2 separate regions of the Homo sapiens genome follow, and region 2 is linked to region 1. A link is an interaction called in ENCODE POLR2A ChIA-PET data of the cell type or tissue named here. Cell type or tissue: PC-9. All regions are shown on one strand. Each heading gives the region's core, and the rest is flanking DNA. Links, peaks and the distances in the headings are about the cores only. Region 1 has its middle 6.8 kb from the start of SDC4. Region 2 overlaps WFDC8 (WAP four-disulfide core domain 8).

Region 1 (4,396 bases), core at 264-4,263:
TGCCAGAAATTACAACCTTTGCAACTATTTAAACTTTTGATGAAAAATGTTAAGCTATCAACTAAAAATTATGTCAAGGAGTACCTAGTCTTAAAATAATCATTTACAGAGTACACTAGCAAAAAAACAAAAACAAAAACTGAAAACAGCTCGTTTAGAGAGTTAATGGAAGTTCTTCTATAAAACTATCTTAACCTCCTGGAATTAAGGAAATAATTTCCCCTTCCCCAAGTTCTGAGAATCTCTAAAGGGATGCAACATGTTTGAATATAATTATTTGTGGATGTATGGGTCTTTAACCTGGGCTCCATGACTGGGGGCAGAGGACACATGCATGGTCAGTACTCCTCTAGGTTATGTGTCTCTGCATACATTATTTTGGGGCAAGAAACTTCAGATTCTTTCTTTATATCCACAAAAAGAGGATGTTTGGGGGATCCTCCTTTTGGGTGATCCTGACCCCCAAAGAGTTAAAAATAATTTGTCCAAAACCTGAGATTCTTTGAGAAGTTTTATTGGGTTCTTCTTTGGCCTCCAAAAAACAAAATGCAGTAGTCAAAGGTTTGTAATACTGAATAGGAGTTCCTAATTTCCTGCATGGGGCTGAGGTACAAAAACCCAAACAACCAAACAAAACCCACAGTGTTTACAGCCAGAAGTTCTTCATTAAAATCCTGTTTCCAGGACTTGCCAACTGGAGGAAAGTTTGTGAGTCCCTTTGCTCCTCCCTACAATGGAGATAATTCCCTCTTGAACTAATTAGGAGAATGGAATAAGGTGAAGTGGTGAACACATAACATATACTCACCTATGTTGGGTCCAGCACTCTTTCTGTATATTCTAACCTGAGATTGAGTGAGTCTGAGAGATGGCATTGGTCAAACACTTTACATCCTCCCCCTAGCTTCCTTTCAAGCAAAAGGAAATGATCTAGGACATCAACAGGCAGCCCCCTCCCATGGAGCTAAAAAATGAGCTCAGACCCAGCCTATAGCAGAGGTGGTGTCCCTCCCCCTTTTCTCAGACTTCCTAGGCCGGAGTTAACCAAGGCTAGGTGCACACCTGGTACATCCAGAGACACCTTAAATGCTACCTTCTCCTGGAATCCTCCATCCTCTTCTTTTAATTCTCATTTCTTCCTGCCTTGAGGTTTCTAGGACTCTATCTGTCCCACTCTTTGGGCAGGCATCCCTTTCTCACTCATGTTAGTTTTAGGTGAAGAGCACAGTCTTCAAAGTTAAAGAGACCTAGATTGCAATCTTGGTGGTATGGAGCAAGACACTTTTTCTCTCTGTGCCTCAGTTTTCTCATGTGTCCCCCCATGTAATTTGAGGGTCATTATAGTTCTTAACATCATAAAAATGTTAAGACTACAGTGCTTAGCACAATACGGAGCATCAAAGTGTTATCTATTTTTATAATCAAGGGGGCCTCCCCATAAGAGTCTTGACTTACTCCCCTCCCCAGCAGCTCCTCACACATGGTTAATAACAGGTAACACATTACTATTTTCAGAACAGAAAAAGGATTGGGCCATAGGGCTCTCGCCCAGGATGGTGCCAACCCTTTCTGGTCTTCCTCAGTTTATGTAAATCTCTCTCCAGCTACAGATAATGACAGCTTAGAGTTTCCAGGGGCTGTGGAATGTCCAGCCACTGCCTTGCATAACCACAGAAACTAAGAACACTAGGCCCAGAAGGGTCCTCTCAAATCATTCAGTCCAACAGTACCCGCATTATAAGATAGGCAAACCGAGGCCCACACGGTGAATCAGCATCCACCACAGGCATTTTGAAGAATTCTAAAAATAACACCTCCAATTACTCTTTCCACTTGCTTTGCTTTATTTTTTTGTCGTAACATTTCCCTTACCTGCCATCACGCACTTATTCTTTTACTTGTTTATTTTCTGTTTTCTCTGCCACATGTAAGTTTCATGAGGGCAAGAACATTGTTGTGTTCACAACTGCATCCCTTGCACCTTGTCCAAGGTCTGGCAGAGGTTTACATTCAGTAAATACTTGTCGCATGGATAACTGGATGAATGCCATTTGGACATTTTCCCTTAGAGGCTCAGATGTAGCAATTCACTCACTTGGTCATTTATCCAAAAAACATCTGATGAATATCTTGTATGTGAGAAGCTTTTTGATAAATCCTGGTGAACAAGACCTGTCCGTGTTCTTAAGCAGCTCCCTGATTAGCGGACAATAGCTGCCAGCTATACAGTAGACTGAGGATCTACTATATGCCAAGCTGTGGGCTGGCAACTTTATATGCATCTTCTCTGTCTTAGCTCAGTTCTTGCAATTGCGAGGAAACATGCCTCACTCAGGACTCCTTAAGAAAAGGCTTAGGAGTTATTAGGAGGACCGGGAGGGCTAAAGGTTAAAACTGAAAGGGAAACATCAAGGACTGAGATGATGCCACAGACTGGCTGACTCATCTCTTGCTCTTTAAGCCTGCTTATTCTTTCTTTAAGAGTGTCTCTTCTTTTTCCTGGATGTGTGCCTCTCTCTCTTTTACTGACTTACTGGTTCTCTCTTCTAGTCTAAATTTTGGGAGGGGACCACAAGACTCATTGGCTTGGCCAATGGCCTTCCTTATTCCTTAAGTAAGCGCCTGCAGCCCAGACCACTTTTTGGATTACTATTTGGCCTAGAGGTTGAACATTTAGCTTCTCACATACCCTGAGCAGAGTGTATGTTTAATCAGAAGGGAGTGTTGAGCATCATCTTCACTTGGATGCTGTGAAGTAAGTAGTTTTATCTCTATTTTACAGATGAGAAAACAGGCGGAGCAAGGAGAAATGACAACAAAACCGTAACTGTAACAAAGCTGCCCTAACCCACCTGCAAATCTACAATTGAGAAATCCATTTCTGTTGCCCCTGAGATTTGTGGGGTGTTTGTTAAGTAGCAAAAGCTGACTGATACAAGATTCAAACTCAAGTTTCTTTGATTCTGTCTGCATCACCATGCTGTCTCACTGAACTTACAGCCCTGATTCCTGTTCCTGATTCCCAAGTGTCCTGTCCTAAAAGGAGCAGAGATAAATATTGTATTCATCCATTTTCTGATGTTATAACAGAATCCCACACTGTTGGTGTTCTGAGTATACTGACATTCCTTGACGCTAGATTTTATATTGTTGATTGACTTGTTTATCATCTCTCTCCTCTATGAGATTAGAGTATTTTCTCTTTATTCACTTTATTCATTTATATCCATACCACCTGGATCAGTTTCTGGCACATAATAAATGCTCAATGAATATTTATCAAGTAGATGATTGAATGAATAAATAATGATAAAAAGGAAGTGTAAAAAAACAACTTTTCATCTTAAAACAAGGCCCTGAGTCCTTTAAGGTCAGAATAAAGAATAATTTCTAGGTAGGGACAGAAAGTTTAGTACATGATGGATGGGGTCAAGAATCAAGGTAAGAAAACTTGAAGGTGTGAGGCTGGGCACAGTGTCTCATGCCTGTAACCCCAGCCCTCTGGGAGGCCATGGCATGAGGATCACGTGAGCCCAGAAGTTTGAGACCAGCCTGGGCAACATAGTGAGATTCCTTTTCTACATAAAATAAAATAAAAATAGCCAGGCCTGATGGTATGCACCTGTAGTCCCAGCTACTCAGGAGGTTGAGGTGGGAAGATTGCTTCAGCCCCGGAGTGTGAGCCTGCAGTGAGATATGATAGCGCCACTGCACTCCAGCCTGGGTGACAGAGCAAGGACCTGTCTCTAAAATAACAACAAAGGCCGGGCACAGTGGCTTACACCTGTAATCCCAACACTTTAGGAGGCTGAGGTGGGCAGATCACCTGAGGTCAGGAGTTCGAAACCAGCCTGACCAACATGGTGAAACCCCGTCTCTACTAAAAATACAAAATTAGCCGGGCATGGTGGCACATGCCTGTAAATCCTAGCTAGTCAGGAGGCTGAGGTAGGAGAATCACTTGAACCCAGGAGGCGGAGGTTGCAGTGAGCCAAGATCACACCGTTACACTCTAGACTGAGCAACAAGAGTGAAACTCCGTCTTAAAAATAAAATAAAATAAAACAACAGTACAACAATGAAAATAATACAAATAAAAATTAAAATATAGTTTCACAACTATTTACATTGTATTAGATGTTTAGAGATGACTTAAAGAATGTGGGAAGATTGCATAGACTATATGCAAATACTATACCATTTTATATAAAGGATTTGAGCTTCTCTGGGTTTTCATATCTGCCAGGAGTCCTGGAACCAACCACCCATGGATGCTGAGGGATGGCTGTACTCAGAGGTCCTTCCACCCACTGTCATGCCTGGCATCATCCACCCTGCATAGATAGAGGGTTTGCAGAAAACCCCTGATCATTAGACACAGAACACAGAAAACCAG
Region 2 (4,396 bases), core at 209-4,208, 200 kb after region 1:
TTGCACCAAAAAAGGTCATGGTCACTGTTTGGTGGTCTGCCGCTGGTCTGATCCACTATAACTTTCTGAATCCTGGCAAAACCATTACATCTGAGAAGTATGCTTAGCAAATCGATGAGATGCACTGAAAACTGCAGTGCCTGCAGCCAGCATTCGTCAACAGAAAGGGCCAATTGATCAACAGAAAGGGCCAATTCTTCTCTGCCACAACGCCCAACCACACGTCACACAACCAACACAAAAGTGGAATGAATTAGGCTACAAAGTTTTGCTTCATCCACCATGTTCACCTGACCTCTTGCCAACCGACTACCACTTCTTCAAGCATCTAAACAACTTTTTGCAGGGAAAACACATCCACAAACAACAGGATGCAGAAAATGCTTTCCAAGAGTTCATCAAATCCTGAAGCATGGATTTGTATGCTACAGCAATAAACGAACTTATTTCTCTTTGGCAAAAATATGTTGATTGTAATGGTTCCTATTTTGATTAATAAAGATGTGTTTTGCTTTATTTTCTTTTGTTTTTTTTTGTTTTTTGAGAAGGAGTCTCGCTGTGTCACCCAGGCCGCAGTGCAATGGTGCGATCTCAGCTCATTGCAACCTCTGCCTCCCGAGTTCAAGCAATTCTCCTGCCTCAGCCTCCTGAGTAGCCGGGATTACAGGCACCCGCCAACATGCCCAGCTAATTTTTGTATTTTTAGTAGAGACAAGGTTTCACTGTGTTGGTCAGGCTGGTGTCGAACTCCTGACATCAGGTGATCCACCCGCCTTGGCCTCCCAAAGTGCTGGGATTACAGGTGTGAGCCACCGTGCCCAGCCAATAAAGATGTGTTTAAGCCTAGTTATAATGATTTAAAATTCACGGTCCAAAACCGCAATTACTTTTGCATCCAAAGTGCCTAACAAAGTGCCTAGTACCTAGAAGGAATGAAATACCAAGGAAGAAACAGCCCCTGATGTCTGAAAAGTGATCTGACACTCCCAGCTAAGCCACATGGATTCTCTGTTGGACATTTAAAAAATCTCCTAGAACATCTGTATCAACCAACGTCACTCTGAGATCATGATGAAGTGAGACAAAAACAAGATCACAGTGAAACCTGCAAAATACCAAACACCCGCCCCCCTCTAAGCTAACGTGAGTGACTTATGCTTCTCTACCAATCAATCACAGCTTTATCCTTAGTCTATTCTGTATTCTGTATTGTTAAGATTCCCTGGGATAGCCAGTCATAGAATTGCCCCCGCTTTCTGACAGCACCCAATCTAGAGAAAACTCTCACTTCTTTAGACCCTCCCCCGAATTACCCAATCAAAGCCCAAATCCTATAATAGATTCTTTCTACCAGCTTCTTACTGAAATGCCTCATACTTGTCTAGGGTGAATCTTTTCCCTCACTTCAATAAGTAATAAACCCAATTTGTTCAACTATAGGTGTATTCTGGTGGTCTTTGTTCAAAGGGCATTAACAACAGATATTTGTTGAATGAATAAATGTATGAGTGAGTGAATAAATGAATCTTTTTAAAAAACACACAGTTCCCCGCACATATTAGATAGATGCCCAATACATTGAGTCACCAGAAAACCTCCTTGAAGATCAAAGAGTCTGAAAAACAATGCCAGCATTTAAGCTGACTGAGGTTTTATTTTGTCACAGTGCCATAACAGTCTCTTGAACAGAGTGCGCATGCAACAAGTATTAGTTATTTGTGAATAATTGAATGTTGGACCCAAGAAGACCAGCATCAATATTATGGTGATTGATGGTCACCATGCCTAGACTTATGACTTGTACTTGAGGGTTAGGCATTGAATAACAGAATGAGAAGAGCACAGGCCCTGGGTCCTTGTCCTGCCATCCAAGGGAATCCCTCAGCCAGTTTTGGACAGAGCAAGAAGTGGGGAACCTCTGTCCTCAGCCTGGACATCGCTACCTTGAAAGGGATCCATGCACTTCTTCTGACAGGCAAAAAAGCAGCACTTCTGGTATTCCTTGCAGTCAAAATCTGTGTTACATGAGTCCGGAAGTTCAGTGGTACAGGTGAGCCTCTCTTTGGGACATAACCCTGGTTTGTCTGCAAGAAAGAAATGTCCAAACTCACATTCTTTCGGAATTTCAGCTCTTTTTCTCCTATGGCAAAGGTGTGTAGTGAAATTCTCTCAGCCCTATCCTCTACCTTCGATTCTTAGTTCTTGCTCTGCTTATATTCAGGGGCTAGTTCTGTTTCTCAGCACTCAGATTCATTCAAATGGATCTGAATCAGGAATTTGTGTCCAAGAAGAACTGAAGGAGAAGCATGTTGGATACCAGGGAAAGGGGTTAGAAAGGGACCAAGGCCCTTTCCCTAAATTCAAAAGATTTTCTCTCTTCTTGAAACCTAATATTTTAATGCTTAATTCCTTTGTCTCCAGTTGATAAAAGAAATTAGTAAAGACTGGTGGGAACATCATGGAAGTAGAGGTCAGGAGGGCTGATTTGACCCTTGACTCCTGGTAAACTCAAGACCAATCTGAACTCATTGTATGATTTTTAATTTACCTCTAAGGAGTAAGAAACAGTGGAGTGGAAGAAGCATTGTAGTCAGGCAGACCTGGCTCGGGAGCCTGGCTCCAACACTAACCAACTAAATAATCTTGGGAAAGTATTTCCCTTCATCTGAGTTATATTTTCCATCTTTAAAATGAGAATGACAATTCCTGCCTTACAGGCTGATTATAAGAGTTAAATGGGGTGATGTCTATAATGCCTGGGGTAAGACCTTGGCAGATGTGGCGTTGCTTTCTACCTTTTATTTTTATTTTTATTTTTTTACTAAAAACTAGAAGAGGCAAGGGGAAAAAAACTACAGCACCCAGTGTTTCCAGTCAGTCTCCCATCCAAGTACTAACCAGGTCTGATCCTGCTTACCTTTTGAGATCAGACAAGATCAGGAATTTTCAGGGTGGTATGGCCATGCTTCCTTCCTTTTTAAGGCTAGACATGGCTTCCTGATTTCAGTGCTTGTGGTAGGTAGAATCTAAAGTTGCACCCTCAAGATTCCCATCTTCTGATTATTGAATCAAACACTAAGCTAGGCAATGCTGTGAAGGGATTTTGCAGAAAAATTAAAGACCCAAGTTAGTTGACTTTAAGATTAGAGATTATCTCTAATTTTAAGGTCTAATCTCTGGCCCAGACCTAGTCAATTAGGTCCTTGAAAAGCAGAGTTTTCTTCTGGTTGGTAGAGAAGAATTGATTAGAGAGATTCAAATGATGAGAAGGATCCAACTTGCTATTCGTAGCTTTGAAGATGGTTGAGGCCAAGTGCCAAGGAATAAGGGTGGCATCTAGAAGTGACAGCCAGTAAAGGAGCCTCAGTCCTACAACTCCAAGGAAATGACTCTACTACAACCAGGGAGCTTGGGAGAGGACAGTGCATCCCAAATGAGAACTACAGCCCTGGCTGACATTTCAATCTTGGCCTGGTAAGACCCGGAGCAAAGAACCCAGATGCACAATGCCAGACTTCTGACCCACAGATAATTTGTTACGTAGCAAAGGATAGCTCATACAGCGCTTAATGTGTCTCCATGATTCTAAACTGAGCATCCCTCCAGTGGAATCTGGCCAGAGAGGCATGATCCTTTCAGATACTACTGAGTCTTGGAACTGTAGAACTTTGGAATGGAAAGAACTCTATTTATCATTGGTACCAAACTTCTGATTTCATAGATCAAAAGTAATGAGGTCAGATAGGATAATACAATGCATTAGGGGCAAGTCTGGGACTTACAATCCAGGACTCACTTCAGGAGCCCCACGTCTTCCCTGAGGACTGGCCACTGAGACTTTGAGTACTTTCCAACAATACTTCTTGTCATTAATGACCCCCTCCAGGAATGGACTGAAGCTAAGAAGAGTATGTGGTTCCTAATTTGGAGTGTACATCAAAATCATCTATGCATCTTTCAGAAAATATAGACTCTAGGCTGAATCAGAATCTCTAGAAAGTGCATCCTTGGGACTCCACTTTTTAAAAAGAACCCCAGGTGGTCCTAAAGCAGGCAGTGGGCTCCAGGAGATAGGCTGTTACTTGGGAACCATTGTTCTAGGTTTAGGCAGAGACAGAGTTCGGCAAATCAAACTGGGTTTGAGTTGTTGTAGCTCCTTTCCCCATTGTCAGCTTGAACTCTCACTTATTAATAAAAACCCTCCTCCGTTTCTTGTTGGCTCTTCTTAACCACTTACTTGTGTGTATAAGCATACCTCATGGGTTTCTCTGCATCTACTGGGGATGCTTCTCAGAGATCTGGTCTCAGCTGTCTTCTGACATTACTTGACACATACTTCCTGGGTAATCCCACTCGTTCCCACGATCCCAACTATGATTCCCATCTCTTCCTCCAG

The links. ChIA-PET counts read pairs that join two places held together with the same protein. Peaks named below come from ENCODE experiments on the same cell type or tissue, not always from the same donor. Only the 100,000 strongest peaks of a DNase experiment are listed, where the experiment ranks them.
Region 2: POLR2A ChIA-PET joins it to region 1 with 6 read pairs; 2 of 35 experiments call an interaction of 5 or more read pairs at or near these places.

Annotation. Positions count from the first base shown.
Region 1 is chr20:45,352,988-45,357,383 of GRCh38, forward strand. No RefSeq gene overlaps it. Among named protein-coding and RNA genes, the nearest start is that of SDC4, 6.8 kb to the left of the region's middle. In PC-9, for the core only: no CTCF peak of the experiment used is centred there; a DNase peak (open chromatin) is centred at 2,414.
Region 2 is chr20:45,556,909-45,561,304 of GRCh38, forward strand. WFDC8 (WAP four-disulfide core domain 8) reads right to left here. Exons shown (of 6, transcript NM_130896.3): 3 at 1,944-2,084. It also overlaps the pseudogene RNA5SP485. Among named protein-coding and RNA genes, the nearest start is that of EPPIN-WFDC6, 12 kb to the left of the region's middle. In PC-9, for the core only: no CTCF peak of the experiment used is centred there; no DNase peak of the experiment used is centred there.